Regions from separate parts of the Homo sapiens genome. Here region 1 is linked to region 2. A link is an interaction called in ENCODE POLR2A ChIA-PET data of the cell type or tissue named here. Cell type or tissue: Panc1. All regions are shown on one strand. Each heading gives the region's core, and the rest is flanking DNA. Links, peaks and the distances in the headings are about the cores only. Region 1 has its middle 20 kb from the start of PRKCE. Region 2 overlaps PRKCE (protein kinase C epsilon).

What was found. ChIA-PET counts read pairs that join two places held together with the same protein. Peaks named below come from ENCODE experiments on the same cell type or tissue, not always from the same donor. Only the 100,000 strongest peaks of a DNase experiment are listed, where the experiment ranks them.
Region 1: POLR2A ChIA-PET joins it to region 2 with 5 read pairs; 3 of 35 experiments call an interaction of 5 or more read pairs at or near these places.

What each region holds. Positions count from the first base shown.
Region 1 is chr2:45,625,940-45,637,711 of GRCh38, forward strand. No RefSeq gene overlaps it. Among named protein-coding and RNA genes, the nearest start is that of PRKCE, 20 kb to the right of the region's middle. In Panc1, for the core only: no CTCF peak of the experiment used is centred there; no DNase peak of the experiment used is centred there; H3K27me3 peaks cover 1,429 bases.
Region 2 is chr2:45,693,361-45,705,132 of GRCh38, forward strand. The region is part of intron 1 of PRKCE (protein kinase C epsilon); the gene reads left to right. Among named protein-coding and RNA genes, the nearest start is that of PRKCE-AS1, 24 kb to the left of the region's middle. RefSeq lists enhancers at 2,442-2,521, 7,098-7,147. In Panc1, for the core only: no CTCF peak of the experiment used is centred there; a DNase peak (open chromatin) is centred at 6,061.

The sequences.
Region 1 (11,772 bases), core at 2,337-10,336, 66 kb before region 2:
ACATCTTCACCAACCTCTAACATTTTCTATGTGTTTTCACATACCTTCTCTGGTTTGAGACCAACACTGTGAGTAGGTGGCAGGAATGACTTGCCTCTTTTGTATAGAAGAGGACTCTGAGACTCAGAGCCATTAAGTGATTCACTTGGAATCACACAGCTGGTAACTAACTAGTTAGGCAGGGACTTGGTGCCTGGATCCTGTTCATGTTCTAGGAGAAATGTCACAGGAAAGCTGAACTTCAGGTGAATAGATCTTGCTTGGAAGATGACCAGAAGAGTCTTTGGGAAACTTTAAGCCTAATTAGAGCAAATGAACCAGTGAAGGAGATACTAGTCTCAATCTGTATTTACAACATGCCTTTCCAGAGACAGCCTTCCACCTGCCTTTTCTGAACCAAACTTGTTAATTGAAGGAATAAGTGTGTGGTTGCTTGATTTGAAAATCAGACACTTAGACAGTTTCCTTTACTGGAAAAAAAAAAAAAAACAACAACAACCAGTTATCTTCTAAGGAAGATAAGGGGCAGTGAGAAGGAAGTGTGATTTTCTGAAACTGTGGGGGTGCAAGAGAAAAATTGGTGATAATAACCGGGAAAGTGAGTGTTTAAAGCCTTATATTCCCTGTGGTAAGCTGAACCTTTTTCTCTTAAAAGCTTAGCTTCTGCTCACTGGGTAATTTCTTATAAATATTTGGAGGGAAAGGGAGACTCTGGCTTTGTTCCTAGTTATGCCACCCCTGAAAGCTAATGGCCCAGTTCAAACAGGGTGAGTATACCTTTTCCAGGATAATGTGTCCTACAGGCTGAGGGAGGGTGGATTGGGGGAATGGGGGAACTAGAATAGGAAAAGTAAATAGAGCAGCCTCCTTTTTCAAATAAACTTTTGGCTCACACCTGCACTGGTCACTAGGCCTGGGTAGAAACGAGCCCGAAAGCCCGAGATAGGCAAATACTCTCGTTATCTTTTCATCTCTGAGTGATCAGTGGTCCCGAGGTAACCTAGGAGCCCAGGTCTCCAGCGAGCCATGTGAAAGCTCTGTGTCATTTCATACACAGGGTGGTATTTCTTTCTTAAACAATCACTCCAGACTCATTTCATCAGAGTTAGTTCCTCCTTTCCAGGGACTCTGAAGATATTTTTCTGCTGTCTATGGGGAAAGAATGATGGAGAAGCCTGAACCCAAAGGTTCCCTCATTCATCCTTTGCCTTCAACCTTAAACCTTTTCTAAGGAGGCAGAAATTCCTAGCGTGAAAAACATGGGATTTGGAACCCAATAGAGCACCAGGAATCCTATTTCCATCACTTACAAGATGTGTGAATATAGGCACATTATGTCCTTCTGGGGCCAGTTTTCACATATATAAAACAGAATACTACGACTACTTACTTCATGAGATTCTTGTGAGGATTGGATGAGATTGTGTATGTAAAACATCTAACATGGGTCCGGGGTCATGACACTTGCACAACAAATATTATTTCCTTTGCTTCCACCTTCTACTCCTAGCTCTGCCAGAATCTCCAACTATGTCAGTTACCTGAGCAGATTCACCTAGAGGAGTGAATCTACCAAATGTCCCGTTCTTATGGAAGCCTAAAAGCTCATAGAGAGACATTCCTGAGTTTTACTCCCAGGAAGGAGAAATGTTTGTACTGAACAATCCACTGTACTGTTTATCTGGCTTTTGTGTGTCCAAGGGCATGCATTTGAAGACAATTGACCAAGATGAGGGGCACTATCTCTAGCTAGGACCAGGATAAAATGTGTGGTGAGGAGAACTTATGAATTTGTGTTTAGCTATGGAGCAAGGCACAGGCTAACCGGCCCTCTTACAGTCAAAGTTGGGATGCTAAAGAAAGACTCCAAGCAAACTTGCAGAGTCCACGAGCTCCTCTTTCTGACCCCCAGACTCCCCTTTTTGGATCTTTATTTCTTTTAAGCCCTCAGCAAGCCCATGCCCTCTGAATTAGCTTCCCATGGCTGCTGCAACAAATTAACACACAATGGGAGATTTCAAGAAACAGAAATTTGTTCTCTCACAATTCTAGAGCCCAGAAGTCCAAAGTCAAGGTGTCAGCTGGGCCTTCCCCCTTCCAGAGGCTGAAGGGGAGAAACCTTCCTTGCCTCTTCCAGCTTGTGGTGGCTGTCTGCATTCCCTAGCTTCCGTGGCTTGTGACCTCATCACTCCACTCTCTGCCTCTGTCTTCAAGTCACTTTCTCTTCTGTGTCTGCATCAATGTCTATTTCACTCTTATAAGGATACTTGCCATTCAATTTAGGGCCTACCTGGATAATCCAGGATGATTTCTTCATCTCAAGATCTTTAACTTAATTATATTTGTAAAGATTCTTTTTCCAAATAATAGTCACAGTTCCAAGGATTAGGTTCCAGAGATTAAGACATGGACATATCTTTTTGAAGGCACTGTGCAAGCCACTATACCACCTAAACCTTTTTATCTTTAATTAATTTTTTTTTTTGAGACAGGATATTGCTTTGTTGCCCAGGCTGGAGTGCAGTGGTACAATTACAGCTCACTGCAGCCTCAACCTTCTGGGCTCAAAAGATCCTCCCACCCCAGCCTCCAGAGTAGTTGGGACTACAGGTATGCACCACCATGCCTGACTAATTTTTTTATTTTTTGTAGAGGAAAGGTCTCACTGTGTTACCCAGGCTAGTCTCAAACTCCTGGCCTCAAGTGACCCTCCTGCCTCAGCCTTCCAAAGTTCTGGGATTACAGGTGTCAGCCACCATACCTGGCCTAACCCCTATTAGGGAGCTGACCAACTAATTCTGGCAATGTGAGTCCATGTATTACTCTTCCCAGGGGTATTTGCACTAGAAATATCACAATAACCTAAAAGAAAAGGGCAATTATTAATTCAAAAGGAAAAATAGTCGCCAATAGTGCCATTTTAGGCATAGCAAGGAACTTTTTCTTTTTATCATTTTCTTCTCATCAGTGAGAAAACTTTTCCTGGAAAGCTCTCTCCAGAAAACTCTCCAACTCTCACTTCTCACTGTATAGTTTTGTATCATATGCTCATTCCTAAACTACTCTTAGGCACGGGGGATGCATTATACCTCCTATGACTGGCTTAGAGCCTTAGACTGACCAGGAATTCACTCCAGCAGCTGAGAAAGTAGGGAGGACCCAGCCTCTGAGAAACATATAACTTCCCATCAATAATAGAACAAAACAAGGGAGTAGAGATTGGTGAGTGGTTTTTGGAAGGCAATCACCAGTGTCTGCACTCCATGTAAGTTATTTCCTTTCCCACTGGCCATTGGGTTGATCCTGCTATGTAGGCTGCTTCACCACATGGAACATACCTTGTTGGGAGCACTTGACTGAAAGGCATAAAAAAATTGGACATTTCTGATGTGCAATCGTGATACTTCTGAAATGCAAGAGTCTGTGGGAGAAGGCATTTTTCAATATTCTTTCAAAAGACACCTACCTAATCATCAGAGAAATAGCCAAGGATGTCCACTCAGTATTTTTAAACTACTGAGGTTTTAGGCCAGGCACAGTGGCTCATGCCTGTAATCCCAGCACTTCGGAAGGCCGAGGTGGAAGGATGGCTTGAGCTCAGGAGTTTGAGGCTAAAGTGAGCTATGATCGTGTCACTGCACTCCAGTCAGGGCAACAGAGTGAGACCCCAATCTCTAACAAACAAACATACAAAACCGAGGTTTCAAAGCACCAGGAAGAAAGTTCTTTTCAAAACTCAGAATGTCTCCTTAGAAAAATGTTTGCCTACTCAAATATCGCCTGAAGATGGGTTCTCAAAAATTTAGAGGAATAAGTGTCAAGATATCTGGATTTAAATCAGCCTGGAGACTATATAGGGAAATTAGCCATATCTAACTCAGCCTGATTCTGAACCTGTGACCTGTAGGTAAAGGCTGAAACTTTTCCCTCCAGAGAAAATGTGAAAGCAGCAGTTTTCTTTGGGCAGCCCCTGCTTTTGAGTTAGCCAGGAACCCACCTCTCACTGGCACTACACTCAGGAGGCTTACACGTGCATTTGATACTCTACCAGTTTTATTCTATGAGTTACTGCCTTAGATTATTCTTTTCTTGTTATTACCCTTGTCTTTCAAGTCTACCTCAGGTTTCTTCAAAGCACAAAGGCTCTGGGCATCTTACCCACTGAGCAGCACTGATAAGAGTATAGGTTTGGGCACTGGAGCATTGGGAGAAAAACTATTGCTTCATTATGCAGTTGTACTGTAATGAGATGTATCTTATCTTACTCACGCCATTATACCAGAGACCTGCAATTGGCTGGCAACCTACCAGCCATGTCTGGCCTGCAATAATTTTTAACTTTTAAATTAGTTGCATTCAATAGATACTGGGGACTGCTAGAGCAGAGCAAGGGTTGAAAAACTAACTATTGGCTACTATGCTCACTACCTAGGTGATGGGATCAATCATACCCCAAACCTTAACATCATGCAGTATACCCGTGCAACAAACCTGCACATGTACTCCCTGAATCTAAAATAAAAGTTGAAATTATGTTTTTTAAAAATAAAAAAATTAGTTGCATATTAAACATTTAAAAATTTTAAAACAAAAAGAGGAAGGTTTGGATTTGAATATTTGTCCAATCCTTCCCACTCTCTCCTCTCCTTCCAGGACTCCAGTTACTTGTATATTAGGATGCTTAAGTTGTTCCACAGCTCATTGATGACCTTTTTATTGAAATCTTTTTTTCTCTCTGTGTTTCATTTTGGATCATTTCTATTGCTGTATTCAAATTCACTGAATCTTTTCTTCTGTAATGTCTATGCCATTAATCTCATCCAATGTGTTTTTCTTCCCAGATATTGTAGTGAATATCTCTAGATTTTTTACTTAGGTCTTTTAAATATATTTTGTCTCTATTTAGCCTTTTGAACATTTGTAATTCAGTTATAATAACTTTTAATGCCCTTGTCTGCTAATTCTAACATCTGTGCCAGTTCTAGGTCAGTTTCAATAGATTGATCTTTCTCCTTATTATGGGACATATTTTCTTGCTTCTTTGCATAATGTTAATTTTTGGTTGGATGCTGACATTGTGAATTTTAACTTGCAACACAATGGACATTTTTGTATTCCCTTGAATATTCATGAGCCTTATTCTGGGGCATGGTTAAATTACTTGGAAATAGTTTGGTCCTTTTAGGTCTAGTTTTTTAAATTGTTAGGTACAGCTAGATCAGTGCTCAGTCTAGAGCTGATTATTCCCCACCACGAATGCAAGACCTTTCTAAATCTTCTAATCAATGCCTGTGAATCCTGAAGTTTCCTATTCTGGCTGGTGGAAAGAGATACTATTCTTGGCCCTGTGGGAGCAGCATACACTATTCTCTCTAATCCTGTCCCGTAGTTCTTTCCCAGGCTTCAGGTAGTCCCCCCAACTCCAACCCCCCATCCCATGCACTCATCAGTACACAGATGAATACTTGAGGGAACCCTCTTCACTTATACAGAGGAGCCCCTCTATGTGCTTCTCACCTCTCTAGCGCTGTGTCATGAGGCTCTAGCATTGTGGTCTCCCCAGACTGTCAGCTCCGTCTCCTCAACTCAGCAATCTCCCAGGCTCTGCCTGGAGTCCCCCTCACTGCATCATAGCCTAGAAACCCTCTCAATGCATTAAGCTGAGTCACAGGACTCACCTTGTTTTCTATCTCTTCACTGTTGCCTGACATTAGCATCTAGAAAAATCATTGTTTCACATATTTTGCCTTTTTTATGTTTGTTTCAGAGAGTAAACCCTATCTCTGTTAGTCTATCTTATTTAGAAGTGAAAGTTTTTCTCATTCTTTTAAAATTTCATTTTAATTTTTATTTTGCATGTAAAATAAATAGTACATGTATGGTAGTACCTGTAAAAAAAGTTATTAAGAATTAAATCTACATAGGCTGGGGGCATCCAGTTCTGGAAGATGGAGTAAGCAGCTAGGAACCTAAACAGAATGCTTAGAGAAGCCATCCAAAGGCTCTGAAAAGTAAATGATAACAGACATACAAGGGAAAGAAACCAAAATTTGAAGTACTAATGAGTTGGTGGCGATTTTTATTTTTTTCTCTTCCATGTCTCCCAGCCTGGACTCAAACAAAGACCAAGAACTGTGGGCCCTGAGAAAAGCTTTTCTTTCTGGTCTGAAGAGCAGGAAGAGGGCCCCTGCGGGATACAGAGATTTGGAGGGAATCTCCTCCCTCATTTTAACTTTCTCTCCCATCTCAGCCCCAGGTGAGCCCCAGATACAAAATCACAATCGTGTGATGGCAGTGGCTGCCAACAGACACATAAAACCCAGAGAGAGAGGAATGCTTCTCTCTAATCATTGGAACTGTGATCCTAAAAATGTAGAGCAAATCCCAGGTGCTTTTTTCTCTATTTATCCTCCTGCTGCTTTTCCCCGGAGGTAGACTTAGTTGTAGGAAACAAATTGGAGAGCAAAGAGACTAAAGCCCTAGATTTCCATCAGAAGACCAGGAAGGGAGATGTGTTTAATATATATTTAAGATAACTGAAATAATACCAGGTTTACCGAATAATACCAAATGGAATTAAAGTAGCGCTCAACAACAGAAAGACATCTGAAAAATCCCCCAAAACTTAGACATCTAAATAATGCTTATAAATAACCTATAGATCAAAGAGGAAATATCAAGGGAAATTATAAAGTATTTTGAACTAAATGAAAATGATGTAACTAAAGCAATGCTTAGAGGGAAAGTTTTAGCACTAAATGCTTAAATGAGAAAATAAGAATAGAAAGAAAACTATAGACTGATAATCTGTCATGGTATAGATGCAAAAATTCTTTTAAAAATGTAGCAAATCTGGCCAGACACAGTGGCTCATACCTGTAATCCTAGCACTTTGGGAGGCCAAGGTGGGTGGATCACTTGAGCTCAGGAGTTCAAGAGCAGCCTGGGGAACACGGTGAAACACCGTCTGTACAAAAAATTATCCGGGCCTGGTGGTGCACACCTGTAGTCCTAGCTACCCAGAAGGCTGAGGTGGGAGGATCACCTAAGCCCGGAAGTTCAAGGCTGCAATGAGCCATGATCACGCCACTGCACTCTAGCCTAGATGAATAGAGTAAGACACTGAAAAAAAAAAAAGAAAAAGAAAGAAAGAAAAATTAGCAAGTCAAATACAGCAATATATAAAAACAATAATAAAAACCAAGTGGAATTAATTTTTGGAAGACAAGGCTGGTTCAACATTTTAAAATCAGTCACTGTAATCCACCATATTAATGTCTGAAGAAAAAAATGTTTGTACAAAAAGGTACAGAAAAAGCATTTGACAAATTTCAACATACATTCATGACAATAGTTTTTTTGGTATAATTATGTCTCATGGAATGTTTTGGACATAATTATGCTAAAAATTATTCCTTGTTTATCTGAAATTCAAATTTAGCTGGATAGCATGTATATTGTCTGGGAACCATATAAGATCCAAAATGATTTTATAGACTTGATGAATAAGAATCAAAATATTAGCAGGATTTTTTAAAACATAAGCAAGCTGATTCTAAAATGTATATGAAAAGGCAAAGGACATAGAATAAACAAAACAATTTGAAAAAGAAGAATAGAGTTAGCTCACCCTAACCATTTTAAAACTTAGTCTAAAGCGAAGTATAATAATTTTAAGACCCTGTGGTATTGATGAAACTATACACACAATGATCAATGGAACAAAATAGGCAATCCAGGAATAGATCCACAAAAATATGATCAATTGATTTTTGAAGATAGATTTTTTTATTGAGATAAAATTGACATAAAATACATCATTTTAACCATTTTAAAGTACAAAATTGACAATTTTTGAAAAAGGTATTAAGGCAATTCAATGGATAAAGGATAATCTTTTCAACAAATGGAACAACTGAACATCCATATGCAAAAAAATGAACCTTAAGCTATATATCAGAGTATAATCTATAGAAAAATTAACCTCAAATGGATCATAGATCTAAATGCAAAACTAGAAACTAACATGTTTATTTTAAAACATATGTTTTTGATAATGTTTAGCTATGACATCAAAATCCAATTCATAAAAGCAAAAAAAGATAAATTAGACTTAATCAAAATTAATTTTTTTTTGGCTAAAAACATTGTTAAGTATTTAAGAATTAAAAGAACAAGCTGTAAACTGGGATCAAATATTAGCAAATTGTATATCCAACACAGGATTTGTATCCAGAATATGTAAATAACTTTCAAAACAATAATAAGAAAACAACAATACAATTTTAAAAATAGGCAAAATATGCGAATGAACATTTCAACAAAGAAGTTACGCAGATGGCAGATAAAGATATGAAAAGTTGCTCAAAATCATTAGCCATTAGGGAAATGAAAATTCAGACCACAATAAGGTACTACTCCACACCTATTCGAATGACTATAATTCAAACACCGCCCTCACCACCAACACCAAACGAGAACACCAAGTACTAGTGAGGAAGCAGAGCAGCTGCAAGAAATTCTCCCACATTGCTGGTGGAAATGCAAAATGCAGACACTCTGAAATCTGTGTGGCAGATTCTTATAAAGTTTAACATGTACTTACAATATAACCCTGCCATCCCACTCCTAGATGTTTGCCCTAGAGAAATGAAAACTTGATGCTTACAGAAAAACTTGTACATGAATGTCTATAGCAGCTTTATTCATAATCAACCAAAACTGGAAATGCATTAAATGCCCCTCAATGACTGAATGGCGAAGTAAATTGTAATGCATTCATTCAATGAATCATACTCAGCAACAAAAAGGAACAAAGTATTGATATGATCAATGACATGGATGAAGCTCAAAGACATTTTGCTAAGTTTAGTCTCAAAGGTTTCTGAAAGAAACAAGTCTCAAAGGTTACCTATGGTACAATTCCATTTATAAGATATTCTGGAAAAGGTAATACTACAGAGATGATGAACTAATCAGTGGTTGCCAGAGGTTAGGTGCTGGAGACAGAGTTTCACTACAAACTGGTAACATGAGAGAATTTGGGGAGGAGGTAATGGAACTGTTCTGTATTGATTGGTGCTTGCACAGATCTATATATATTAAAGCTCAGAGAACTGTACACACACAAAAATTAATTTTACTCTTTGTAAATAAAAGAAAAAGATGATGCAAAAGATGTTTGGTCTTTGGATGCCTTTGGTAACAAAAAGAGAAAAACAAAGTTTGGAACTGGGACAGGCTCCTTATTTTACAATTGGAGAAACTTCAGCCAAAGAATGAAAGTAACTTAATCAAGGTCAAAAGAATTAACAAGCAAATACAGGAGTAGATTTTCTTTCTGGAAATATTTCTCATCCCTGTCCCTGACCCAGGCCCATTCTGGCAAGTTTAACTTAGCGTCTATTTTTCTTTAGGGAATATTCTAAGTTCAGAGTTTCTGTGGAAGACAGAACAGAATCATGTGCAAATTAAAACAAAAGAAATATAAATGCTATATATATAAATATGCTCACATGCATATAAAAGCGATATGGTTTGGCTGTGTCCCCACCGAATCTCATTTTAGATTCCCATGTGTTGTAGGAGGGACCCAGTGGGAGGTAATTGAATCATGGGGGCAGGTCTTTCCCATGCTGTTCTCATGATAGTGAATAAGTCTCACAAGATATGATGGTTATAAAAAGGGGAGTTTCAGTCAGGCGCGGTGGCTCATGCCTGTAATCCCAGCACTTTGGGAGGCCAAAGCGGGTGGATCACTTGAGGTCAGGAGTTTGGGACCAGGCTGATCAACATAGAGAAACCCTGTTTCTACTAAAAAATACAAAATTAGCCAGGCATGGTGGCGCATGCCTGTAATCCCAGCTAGTTGGGAGGCTGGGGCAGGAGAATCGCTTGAACCCAGGAGGCAGAGGTTGCGGTGAGCCGAGATTGTGCCATTGCACTCTAGCCTGGGCAATAAGAGCAAAACTCTGTCTCAAAAAAAAAAAAAAAGAAGAAGAAGAAGGGTGGGGGCAGTTTCATTGCACAAATGCTCCTCTCTTTGCCTGCCGCCCATCCATGTAAGATACAACTTGCTCCTCCTTGCCTTTGCCATGATGGTAGGGCTTCCCCAGCCACATGAAACTGTAAGTCCAATTAAACCTCTTTCTTTTGTAAATTTCCCAGTCCCGGGTATGTCTTTATCAGCAGTGTGAAAACGGACTAATACAAAAAGATACATGTGTATCTCCTGTTTTGCAGATTGTGAAGTTGGCACGAGCCCAGCTCATAATGGATAGACCTATGGCTGACTATGAGAAAAGGTGTCTGAAGGATGGCCCAGATAGCAAAACAAATAAGCCAGTAAGCAAACAAATGGGGGAGCCCTGGAGTTGGACCGCCTGTCTATAAATCCAGGCTCTGCTACCTACTCGATGTGGGATGATCCTGTGGACATTGCTTAGTTTTTTACCACCTTACTGGGTTCATTTATAAAAGGTATCCTAATGTAAAGTACTACAGGAGATTAAAACAAAAAACTCACCAGCAACTATAGTAGTATGCCAGTACTTTCTCATCATGGATTACATAAGATGATAGTATGTGACAAAAATGTGCATCTTAGAATTGGAGAAATATGGTAATATATATTTCGTTTGGCTTTTCTGATGATTAAAGAGTTGTTAAGGCCAGGTGCAGTGGCTTGCATCTGTGATCCTGGCACCTCAGGAGGCCGAGGTGGGAAGATAGCTTGAGCCTAGGAGTTCAAGACCAGCCTGGGAAACATAATGAAAGCCTGTCTCTATCAAAAATATATATATATTATTATTTTTTAATTAACCAGGCATGGTGGTGTTGGTTCCACGTACTCAGGAGGCTGAAGTGGGAGGATCACTTAAACATGGGAGGTCGAGGCTACAGTGAGCTGTGATTGCACCACTGCCCTCCAGTCTGGGTGACAGAATGAGATTCTGTTTCAAAAAAAAAAAATTGTTAAGGCCGGGTGTGGTGACTCATGCCTGTAATCCCAGCACTCTGGGAGACCAAGGCAGGTGGATCACCTGAGGTCAGGAGTTTGAGACCAGCCTGGCCAACATGGCAAAACCCCGTCTCTACTAAAAAAAACAAAAATTAGCTGGGCGTGGCGGCTCACACCTGTAATCCCAGCACTTTGGGAGGCCGAGGCGGGTGGATCACCTGAGGTCAGGAGTTTGAGACTAGCCTGGCCAACATGGTGAAACCCCATCTCTACTAAAAATACAAAAATTTGCTGGGTGTAGTGGCATACACCTGTAATCCCAGCTACTTGGCAGGCTAAGACAGGAGAATCACTTGAACCTGGGAGGAGGAGGTTTCAGTGAGCTGAGACCTCACCACTGCACTCCAGCCTGGGCAAAAAGAGGGAAACTTTGTCTCAAAAAAAAAGTTAAATATTGATTTCTGGCACATAGTTCTCAACCAATAGTTGTTAGCTTTTATCACCGTTGTTACTACTACTACCATTTTAAGAAATGAATAACAAAACTTGTAATAAGTTGTAAAATGCTCCTCACACTCTGCCCTCCTACTGCATATCTTACCCACTTTGCTGTTGAATTTTCAAGCCCTGGTTCCTGCAAACATGAATGTATGGATGTCACCAGAAAAAAAACAAGAGAAACATTGACCACTTCTCAGTTCTTGTTAGAGGAAAACCACAATGACACATTAAATGTTGTGGCAGCAGGGTCAGTTCTGGCATGCACATGATGGTTCTCACAGGATGACTGAATTGGGGCAGGAACTGAGCGA
Region 2 (11,772 bases), core at 1,175-9,174:
TCTGGAAGAGAGGCCAGGGCTGGAGGTGAGAATGGCAGTGTGATGGTTGGAACCATGGGGGTGGCTGAGGTGACCTGGAGAGAAAGTGGACAGAAGAGAAGCAGGGCAAGGCCCAGGTTTAGGGAATGCCCCGAGGCATGGGTAGGAGATGGTGCAGGCCGGAAGGGCAGGGAGGAAGGTCGAGAGGAGATGGTCACCCAGCAGGGCTGGGTCCTGTCTTGAGCTAGCTGAAAATAATGGAAAATGAGGAGGCTGTCGGATCTGACAGCTGATGTTCTCTCTGAGAGGCTGGTCTCAAGAAAACTCTCCACAAAGTGACTGGGGCAGAATCCAAATTGCAAGAGGTTAAGGAGAGGTAGAATAAGGCAGTCGGGGTGGACCGTCACCCCTGAGAGGTTTGGCAAGGAGAAGTGAGAAGGCATGGACATCTGAAGAAGCAGGTTAAAGAGAAGGAATTTTTAGTTAGGGAGGAAGATAGAGAGGACAGTACATTGATAAGGCGAATTCTGGAAAAGATGGCAGGTCCTAGGATCCATAGCAGGGAGAGAAGTTTGACTGAGACTTAAGGGAAGTTAGGGAACAGATAGGGAGTCGTGGTGTGAAAGAAGTCCGACTCGTGTGGAAATGTTTAATCCGTGAGGGTCACTCTTCCAGCCACCTTAATCCTGGGGGATGGAATTTTTGACCCGTGGACACAGATTTTGTGGTTATTTATTTCTGCTGTATCCTAACGATATGAGGATGAGAGGCTTACACCTCAGCTCCAAGAGCTTCCCATAGCTTCTTGTGGCCATTTCCAGAACTAAGGGGAGCTCTGGCATTCTAGATAGGCTTTCTCTAGCGTCAAGTATTAAAGCCAGGTAAAATGTCTCATCTAGGAAACGACAGTAGGAGCCTGAGCTGGAAATAGCAATTATTTTCCCTTCATCACCATCCAGGGGAAGAACTATGCTTTGCCCTCGCCCCTGCCTCTCTCTAGATCTGAATTTTTGGATCTGGATATGGATGATGGGCAGAAAAGTGAGGATGGGTTCAGGGAACATGGAGTATATGACTTCAACCCCATGCCACGTTTATTGGGTGCCAAAGGTTTCACTCCAGGCCTTCCCCATCTAAGTGCTAACAGACACAAGAGGAACAGGTTTCCTGTCTTCATGGAACTTATGTGGGACTAACAGCCTGTCCTATGCTAGTGGGCAAGACAAGAATTCCCTGGGAAATGCATATGAATGAGTTGTGTGGTTGAGGAAGGAGAGGCAAAGTCAATGTTGGTTAGAGTGGCTGAGAAAGGTTCAGGGAGGACATGAGTGAGACTTCGAATGGTGGGTGGATTGGATAGATGGGTAAGACATGGAATAGCATCTTGGGTGGATGGCCAATATGCTGGAAGCAATGTGGTGTGTCCATGAGACAGTAAGACTGGCAGACTACAGGAGAGTGTATCTGGGGGTGGATGGTAATCAGGTAGGACAAACCTGAAATGTGGAGGGTTTTAAATATCAGGCTGAGTAGTGTGGGCTTTTTCCTGAGAGTGGCTGAGAGCTACTAGAAGTTAAAGAGAAGGGATCACATGAGGAGATCGGTGTTTTGGAAAGAGACCTGCCTCTCCCTTCTCCTTCAGTTTGGCTATAAAGAGCCAACTGCCTCATGTAAGATGCATTGGTCCTGCCCTCTGCCCCTGTGAGACACATACAAGGTGGCAGTTCCTTCTCCCTGTTTTTCCTGAGTCAGGAAACTTTCTCCCAGCAGCTTGGATGTATTCCTTCAAACTGTACAGAAGGAAGGTTATTGTAAAGTTTGAGGAGGAAAATCTGTTATTCAGTGTTTCTCCTTTTTTCTCTTCTTCTTGACTTTGGTCTCTTCCCCTTAGCCTCTAAGGATCTTGGTGACATTCCTTTTTGGATTTTCTCTGTTCCCGCGATGATTTTAATGAAACCATCACCACCCACAGAAAAGAACCCAGAGTCAGGCTGGAGGTAGAGAGGTCAACTTCATTACAGTCTTTCTTTCCTTTTCTGCAGGGAGATGGTGTATGTGTTAGATAAATGTACCACCACTTCACCAAATAACTACCCATCACAGAAATCCTTGAAGAAATCCTAAAATAACAATAATAGAATATGTATAATAGGCTGGGCATGGTCGCTCATGCCTATAATCCCAACACTTTGGGAGGCTGAGGTGGGTGGATCATTTGAGGTCAGGAGTTCAAAACCAGCCTGGCCAACATGGTGAAACCTTATTGCAGCTAAAAATACAAAAATTAGCCGGGTGTGATGGTATGTGCTTGTAATCCCAGCTAATCAGGAGGCTGAGGCAGGAGAATTCTTGAACCCGGAGGCGGAGGTTGCAGTGAGCTGAGATCACGCCACTGAACTCCAGCCTGGGCAATGGAGTGAGACTCCGTCTCAAAAACAAAACAGAAACCACTAGTAGAATATGTACCATGCTTGTAGGATGCAAGGTCTCATGGGGAAGAGGGTGGAGAGCAGAAAAAAGAAACAGATTTTAACGTCAGGCTGACAAGAGTTTATTGTACACATCAGTGGTTAGAATAATTACTTAAAATTTTTCTTTTTTTATTTTATTATTATTATACTTTAAGTTTTAGGGTACATGTGCACAATGTGCAGGTTAGTTACATATGTATACATGTGCCATGCTGGTGTACTGCACCCATTAACTCGTCATTTAGCATTAGGTATATCTCCTAATGCTATCCCTCCCCTCCCCCCACCCCACAACAGTCCCCAGAGTGTGAGAAATTTTTTTTTTTGTAGAACAGGGGTCTCTCTGTGTTGCACAGGCTGGTCTTGAACTCCTGGCCTCAAGTGATCCTTTCACCTAAGCCTCCCAAAGCAATGGGCCTATAGGTGTGAGCCACCACACCTGGCCGAAATAACTTTTTTAAATTATAAAAAAAGGCTTTATTTCTATTGAATACATATTTACAGTCTTTACATATTTACATATTTAACAGGAATAAAGCCTTTTTTTATAATTAAATAAATTATATTGCCAGGGCCCCAAAAGAGCCACCTTGTTTTACAGGTCCCTGGGGCATTTGGCAGGAGGCAGTGGAAGTGCACCCATCTCCTGGCCTGCTCACTTCGAGTTTCCCTTGAGGAGTTTTGTGTGTCTTTGCCCTGATCTCTCCATTTTACATTTTGGGTTTGGTGTTGGCCTCCCCACAGGGCTGTGTGGTGGGTGAAGCTGCTACTCAGCTTCATCTTTTCACTGGGTTCGAAACAGGCTTTTCTGAATAAGCAAAATGCATGACGAGTAGCTTTGGAGTCTGTGGCGGTAAGCGGAGGCCCAGAAACCTGATTCTCAGTTTTCCTACCCAGCTAGAATCTTCTCATGGGAAGTTGAGAATGCTGATTGTCACATTGTTCCACAGAGTGAAATCTGGCCACCATGCGGCCTCTCATCCTGATAACAAGCTTTTCATTAGACTTTTAGACTCACTGCAGAGCTCAGAGGCTTTGAAGCCCTGGTGAGGACCTAGAAGTGACTGCTGGGGACTGTGTTGATCATGTGACTGGTCTCATGACCAGAGCCCCCAGTCACAGACCTGCTTTCCTCCCAGGGCCCCACACCCCACTTCCTTTTTATTCCAGGTCTTCTTTCCCCCTTGGCTTTTGTACTTGCCACCAAGGCCCATGTTTGGTGCAGAGCTGAAAGCAAACCTTTTTGTGACTACATTAATGTCCATGGTAATATTAAAGATTATCCCCTGATTGGAAAAGGTGGATGTTGTTCTAATACTTAGGAACATGCCTCCAAATAAGATGAAATGCTCTAGTGTAGCTGACAGTGACTGCATCGTCCTTTCAAAGAGTCCATGCTCTACCTGGGAGGGCCTGTGTAGGTGAAGAGGGGGCGCACCCCACTGGCTGGCCTGGCCCTCCTGGCTGCCCACATTCTGCTTGGCTCTGGTCCGGAGGTTTTATGGGGGATCTGGAGAGCTCTGGTCTGGCTGACGCTGTTGCCCTCTCTGCCTCTTAATGGCGCTCTGACCTTCTATTGTTTTTGGCCAAAATATGAGTGAAAATCCATTTTATTTATTTAGCCAGGACAGATAAGGACTAACAAACAAAACCAAACCAGAGTGGAAATGGCAACCCGAGGCTCCCCAGCAAAAGCAAAGAATTGGAGGGACAGAGAACAGGCTCTGCTCTTCACTCAGGGTGGACTGGTTGGCATCTCTATGTGGGTGGCATCTCTAGCTCTTTCTTTTGTTCCGGCTCTGATTACCTCCCTCCCTAGGTGACATCCCTGCAGGTGCCATCTTCACCTGAAGGCCCTTGGCTCCAACCTGCCTCTGTTCCCAGGAGCTTTCTGGAAGTTACTTCCTGTTTCACAGCCCCTCTCTTACTTTGAGGTTCCCATTTCCAGACTGAAAGGACAGACTACCTCTGCTGACCACCCCAATTTCCAGCAAGCTTTTTAAAATGGATTAGCACCTAGGGATTCTTGCAGGCAGGTGGAATTTATCCCCAGATTCTTTAATTGGATGTAGTTTTTTTTTACATTGGAAGAAATTGAGAATATTAACACTCTTGCACACATCTTCCTAGACAGGGTGAATGGAAAGCAGCCCTTTGACAGAAGAAAGACAGAGACCAGTTTCCAGTGAGCTCCTGAGGGTATGTCAACTCCATGTAGATTTATTTTCAATTTCCAAGCAGCTAAGATTCTAGTGGACGTCAGTTTGTGCTGGCTTTATTTTCACAAATGCTCCATTGGGTGCCACATGCGAATGTGGCTGTTGGCCGCAGGTTAGGTGGCACACGCTCATTTTGTGGGCAAGTTCTGGAAAAGTGGTTAGCATAGGGTTTTGCAACGTAGTGATCTACTTTATAGATTTATATGTAAGTACCCAGATTGGTGGTAGGTGAATTTGGTGGAATCATTTTCTACCAGCATCCTAAAATCATATTTAGAATTGTATTTTAGCAAAATGAATGTAGTCTGGCTGGATATAAAACAAAAATTTCCAGTTGGGGGTGAAAGTGAAGGGAAGGGCTATTTAGAGGGAGTGTCCCCAGCCGGTGGGGACCTGGCTCCCTGGGGGTTGTGGATGGGGGTATAAGAGGCTCGATTTTGCCCATCTCTGCTAATGATGTGGAGCTCCAGTAAACAGCAAGTTAATGGACTTCCCAGATATGTGAATTTCAACAGCTGTTGCAAACAACAGTGAGCACAGAAAAAAAAATATATGAAGGAAGAGAGAAAGGAAGAGGAAAGAGAGGAAGAGAGGGGGAGGGGTGTCAGCAATGGAAGTAGGAAACAACAAGGATGAGGTCCAGTTTTTAAAATCCAGATTCTTGTATCTGGGCCTGATTGCAAATGCCATGTATCCTAGGAAGCCATCTGGAAAAACAGCCAATCTGAGAATGCCCTGAGGGTGGCCAAGGACAGACTTGTGGAGGGAGTTGTCTGGATTTCCTAGGGCTTGGTGTGCCTTTAGAGGGGAGTAGAACAGACTTTTGATATAGAAAGTACATGTGGTTACCCTCCCTTTTGGGAGAATTAACATCCATGGACTTAGAAATTCACCATCAGTAGTAGGTTAAAATTTATGTATTGCCAAGGAGTGGTAAGAGATTACATCTTGTCATCTTGTTTTAAGACTCTTTATAAACTAGCCCCTAGTTTTTATTTTTTCTAGCTTCGTCTATTTCTATTTTTAATAGACGCCTTATACCTCAGGCAGGTGGGGTGGTTTGCTGTTCCCATAATATATTTTTTTCCTTCTGCTTGGAAGCTCTGCCTTGTGCCCCCAACTCCCTCCTGTCCTCCTCCCTGTCTGCTGTTCGTCCTTAGCAGGCAAAGGAGGGGCTCCCCCTAATCCCCAGAGGTGTCACTCCCTGCAGGGCCCAGCAGCCTTTTGCACGGACCTCTGCTGGGACACTGACCCCACTGCCTTCTTGTTATGTGTGTCTTTGTCTGTAGCTTCTCAGAGTTAAGATGCTGAAATATTGCAGTGAAGTAGGCCTTTTTCTTTCTCTGTCTCTCAAGTGACTCAAATTGTTTCGCTGACTTGATCAGAGCTCAGTAAAGGTTGGCTGAGTCAGAGTGAATGAGTTAACCATGAGTTACAAAGTGAAGGAATAGCCAGATTGCTTCCTCTGTGACACCACACAGAGCCCGTCTGTGTGGTTGAGGGGCCGCTGGTGAAGGATGAGGGGCACCAGCCCCCATGCTGTGTGGGTCACTGTAGACATGGCTCTGCTGTCATCTGTACAGAGGCCAAACTTGTTTTAGCCTTAATAACTGTTTAAAGCTGACTCCCAAGGAAACCAGTCTTGTTTTTTTATGGTCCTGGAGGATTTCAGAAGCAGATCTGGAGATGTGTGTGCACAGGGTAAGGTGGTAAAGGTATACAGTTGGGTCCTTAGAGAGCAGTGGCTTAGAGGAGACTGTGCTGTTGCTGTGGGCTGATGCGGGAGGTGTGATTCTCTTGGAATCCCGGAAGGCACCAGTGTGGATGCCGCCGCTTGTGTCTGATGAGTGGAGAAATGGGTGCTCGTTTTGCACACTGATGAGATCAAGGAAGTGTGGGGAGCTGAGGGGTGCAGGGGGTAGCAGGTGGGGTGATAGCTCTCTGGTTTTCCTGTGATTTCTAGGTGTAAATTGGGCTGTTGAGGGGAGGCAGTGGCCAGGCCCAGCCCACCAGTGGAAGGCAGAAGGCACGAGCCACAAGATGAACGGGGGCAGTTAACTAACCAGGCCGCCTGGGGTTGAGGATGAAATGGGTACCTGAGTTTTCCTTTTAAGTAGCAGAGGGCTAACATCTGAGGCCCTGCCGGGAGCCAGGGTCTCGGTGGAGAGGTGAGAACACACCTGGGAGCAATATAGAGAGGTCTTTTTTCTTTGCAGCACTCGAAGTCTGATGGCAAAGAGAGACATCTATGAAGTAACCCCCAAAGAAATGGAAAACTAAGGGTGGTGAGGAGGGCAGTGAGGGAGACATAGATGGTAAGCAGAGGTCCTGGGTAGGGGTTTTTGAGCTGGTCTAGGAGGTCAGAGAGGGCTCCTTGGTCGGTATGCTTGAGCTGAGAGGCCAAGGAGGACAGGATTGGTTCGGTGAGGAAGGGAGAGAAGTCTGAAGCAGAAGGAACAGTAGAAGCAGCCCGGCACTGTCATTCTTTGATGTAATAAATTTCCTCCAGATATTCAAGTCTGTGCTTCTGCTTGACTGAGGATCATCTAGGAAATGAAACTAAACTTGGCTTCGACCTAGACCTTGTGTGACCTTGAGGTCATCACCCTCTCACAGGTGGGTGCTATGAGTTGAAGTGTGTCCCAGCAGAAAAAGACATTGAAATCTTAATCCCCCCGTACTTCAGAATGTGACCTTATTTGGAAGCAGGGTCTTTGCAGATGTAATCAAGTTAAGATGAAGTCACTGGGGTAGGCTCGGATCCAATATGACTGGTGTCCTTATAAGAAGGGGAAATTCAGATGCAGAGGCAGATGCAGGGAGAGGGCGGCCCCGTGAGGACAGACACAGAGATAGGAGCTGTGCTCCCGTAAACCAAGGAATGCCTGGGGCTCCCAGAAGCTGGCGGAAGCAAGGAAGGACCCTCCTTTAGATGCCTTGGAGGGAGTGTGGCCTTGCTAACACCTTGATTTTGGACTTCTGACCTTAACAACTTGGAAGGAAGGCATTTCCATTGTTTTAAGCCACCTGGTTAGTGGTTCCTTTTTGTGGCAGCCCTAGGAAACTAAGACAGTAGAGGAAGGAAGGACAAAGAAGGATTGTGTTGAAGATGAAGTAGAATATATTTATACCTAGAACAAGGCCAGGAACATAATAGGTGCTCAATGAACAGTATCTACTCTTGTCTCATTGGGTAGAAAACGGGCACATTTTATTTTTCTATGTGTGTGATGGGGTAGGGTTTGTTTTTTGTGTGTTTTTGGAAAAATTGGAAGTACTCAAAGGTTAAATTGGGATGCTACCTATCTATCTATTGATTGATCCACCTATCTATCTGTCTATCAAATTTGCAGTCACCCTAGAGAATCCTTTACTTACCTGTGCTGAAAAAAATGCTCCCATCAGTTACCCTATGATGAGGTCTCCAGCCCTTTCATCAGAAGACAGAGCTTTAAAATGCAGGTGGGTAACAGTGACCTGAAGACATACTAACAGGTAAATGATAGATCTCCAGATTCTTCTTTGAGGGCAGTTTTGATTTTGATACCAAGGTGGGAGAGCACAGAGCTTACCAAGGCAATAAAGGCCTGAAGTACAGAGGAGGGCACCCCACATGAGATAATGCAGTGAAGAAAACTTGTTTTGCCCACCTCCTAGGTTCACCCAGGCATGGCCCCAGATGGAAACAGAATTTTTCCTGGTGCTCCAGGCTGCTTCCCATTCCCATGTAAATTCTAGTCTGATAAAGCCTCACCTATTACACAGGTGTTTTAGAAAACATCTGGATTCTTAGAGACACCGACGAGTCTAGATTATTTTTTTCCTTCTTCTCTTAGTATCTGAAATTTAGGACTCACCGTCACAACACAAATACAAAGATGGGCCAGGCGCGGTGGCTCACACCTGTAATCTGAGAATTTTGGGAGGCTGAGGCGGATCACCTGACGTCAGGAGTTTGAGACCAGCCTGACCAACATGGTGAAACCTCTTCTCTACTCAAAATACAAAAATTAGCCGGACTTGGTGGCACGTGTCTGTAATCCTAGCTACTCAGGGGGCTGAGGCAGGAGAATCACTTGAACCTGGGAGGCAGAGGTTGCAGTGAGCTGAGATCGCACCACTGCACTCCAGCCTGGGTGACAGAGCGAGACTGTCTCAAAAAACAACGACAACAACAAAAAACAATACAAAGATGACTTATGCACTTGAAAATGGGAGTCCTCCGCTCAGATACAGATGTGGAAATCTACCTGGTTTTAGTAGCTGGTAAGGAGGCTTTAGTGTTGGGCAGCCCGGAATACTAGTCCCAGCTCTTGGGCAAGCTATTAGCCTTTCTGCACCTGTGAAATGGGGATGATCATGCCTACCCACTACAATCAGTTTTCATAGTGATGATCAGCTGAGAGAGCATCTGTAAACTGCCTAGTCTATTGTGTGTGTTATAGAAGGCGCTCGGTCAGCATGGTCAGTTTTACTTGCATGTGTTTATCCTGAGCGGTGGACTTTATGCCTCCTGAAGGCTGATTGTTGGGATTACTTCAAGCATCCAGTTCTGTACCTGGTTCCATAAACATTTGTTGAATAACTATTGATTGAGATTTAGTCACTGTTTTACCATAGTGATATCTAAATCACTATTATATAGTAGAACCCTTCTTTTTTTTCCCCCAAAATAAAGCTCTAGGGGTACCCCAGCATATAAAGTGAATCTAAGAAGAGCTTCTGCTATTGCAAGCAGGACACGAACCACCTCTCTTTTCCATTTCTTTCCTTCACTGTTCCTCAGACATACCCTACAAGGAGCCATTTGAACACCTTACTCTGGGAGTAGAAGGGCTAAAAGCTCTGCTAGAACTGAAGTTTGAAAAGAGTCATTCCACAGAAAGACTTCTGGGCTTAGTGTTCCGGAGATCAGCTGCTAAGGCCATAGCTAACAGCCTCGGCAGATAACAGCCTTTCCTATTATCAAGTTTTCTTGAGAAAGCCTTTTTTCCCCCCCCGTCAGGAAGTCAGTCCTTATTCCTAACTAAAAGTTGTAAAATTTAGCTGTCCTTAGTAAAGGTGGAACACATGGTCCTCAGCTTCTGTTTTATTTATTTTTTTTTTTTGTATTTCTGATGGCTGTTGTTATGTCACTCCTACCTGAGTTAGAGGCCACAGTGCTGTTTGCTTTCCTCCTATATTTTATTCTCTAGCCCTTAAAGGAATAATCAAAACTCCTTGGGCTGGGTGTGGTGGCTCACATCTGTATTCCTAGCACTTTGGGAGCCTGAGGCAGGAGGATCACTTGAGGCCAGGAGTTCAAGATCAGACTGGTCAACATAGTAAGACCCCCATCTCTAAAAATAATTTGAAAAATGTAGCCAGACATGGTGGCATGTACTTGTAGTCCCAGCTACTCGGGAGGCCAAAGTGGGAGGATTGTTTGAACCCCTAAGTTTGAGGCTGCAGTGAGCTGTGATCACAACACTGCACTCTAGCCTGGGTGACAGAGTGAGACCTTGTCTCTAAAAAAAAAAGAATAAAGAAAAGAAAAGAAAAAAAAAGGAAGCTCATTGACGGTAGAGGCACCTTTTTTTTGGAGTCTCCAGAGAACCTTGCACTTGAAGGACAAACATGGGCTCTCTGCATGGAACTGATTCTTCTTTGGATTTTCCTTTATTGTCCTAAATAGACATCATCATTTGTTCTTGTGAAGGTTCTTTCCTAGAACATTTCTTTTGTTTTGGTTTTTAAAAGACAATAATTGGGCTTCTGTCACATTCTTTGGAAAACTATCTTTAACTATGCAGCCTGTTCACTCATAACAAAAAAATTCCTATTCTCTCATCCATATGCTCACAGAAGATAAAGCTAAAATAGCTTGTTTTATATTACTGGTATTGAAATGACAAATATGTCTCCAAATAGCAAATGGGTAGAGTAATGCAGATTTAAATTTCACCTGGGTTAGGAGGCATTATTTCTGACAACACTGTTATTTCACCCATTCATCTATCCATTAACCAAACATTCATTGAGCATTTACTTAGTGCCAGGCCCAGAGACACATGGGCGATGCATAGCTGAATAGAAAAGGGTCAAGGAAGGCATGGCAGGGAGCAGCATATAGTGGAATTATTAGCATTTTACCTCCATTTACTCCTTTCATTGTTTTTAGGATTAAACACAGGAAAAAGAATCTATATGTGCTTCTTCAAGGTAGTATATCTCAAGGAAACTATTGGCTTAGTATGTTGGGGTTGGTTTTTCTGGTTTGTAGATTGTTCATTTTTCATTTCTTCTCTTGTCCCCTGAATATTCTGTACCTTCTGTGTCCCTCCCTCTATGTCCCTGTCCAGGGACTGGGCAATCAGAGAGGGACAGAGAAAGGGGTGAACCTGTAGCTTTGCTTTTTGTTAGCTACTCCAGGTAAAGACTAGTTCAGAACTCAAATCCTAAAGTGATTTTCCTGTATGAAATGTGACTTGGGAGTGTTGGGGGTTTCCTTAGCCCAGTGTTAAAGTGTCATGACATGGCCTTTGTTAGAAGAGTCACTGGATTCCTAATATTAACTCTGCCAGTTACTCTCTGGGTCCCTCCTCTACCTCATCTGAAAAGTGAGCATCGCCACGCCAGTCTTTTAGAAGTATTGTGAGGATGAAATGCCTGTATGCTGCTGGCACATGCAGGTGCCCAGCAAATGTCCATCTCTTCCTTCCCCCTCTAGTATTTCAAGGTGACAGGCAGCAGTTTTCACCTAAGTGTTATGCCTAAGAAATGATAATAACACTGTTCACTGCCATATTTTAAGTTTAACCCCTGTACTTATTAAAGGGCTATCAAATTTGGTTGAGGAAGACCAGGGGTCATGAGAATAGTCTTGACCTTGCCAACTGCTGTATAGTGTGATCTTAAGTAATTCTCAGCCCCTTTCCTTTGTCCCTCCCATCTTACCATCTATCAGGAGGGGAGCCTGAATGGTCCCCTCTTCCTTGCAGGGGAGCTGTGGGGCACAGATGAGATAAAGCAGGTGGAGTACTTCAAGAAGTTTAAAACTTACAAATGCCAGAGACTTACTATCATCACTATCATTTGGACATGGAATAATTCACTTTCAATTC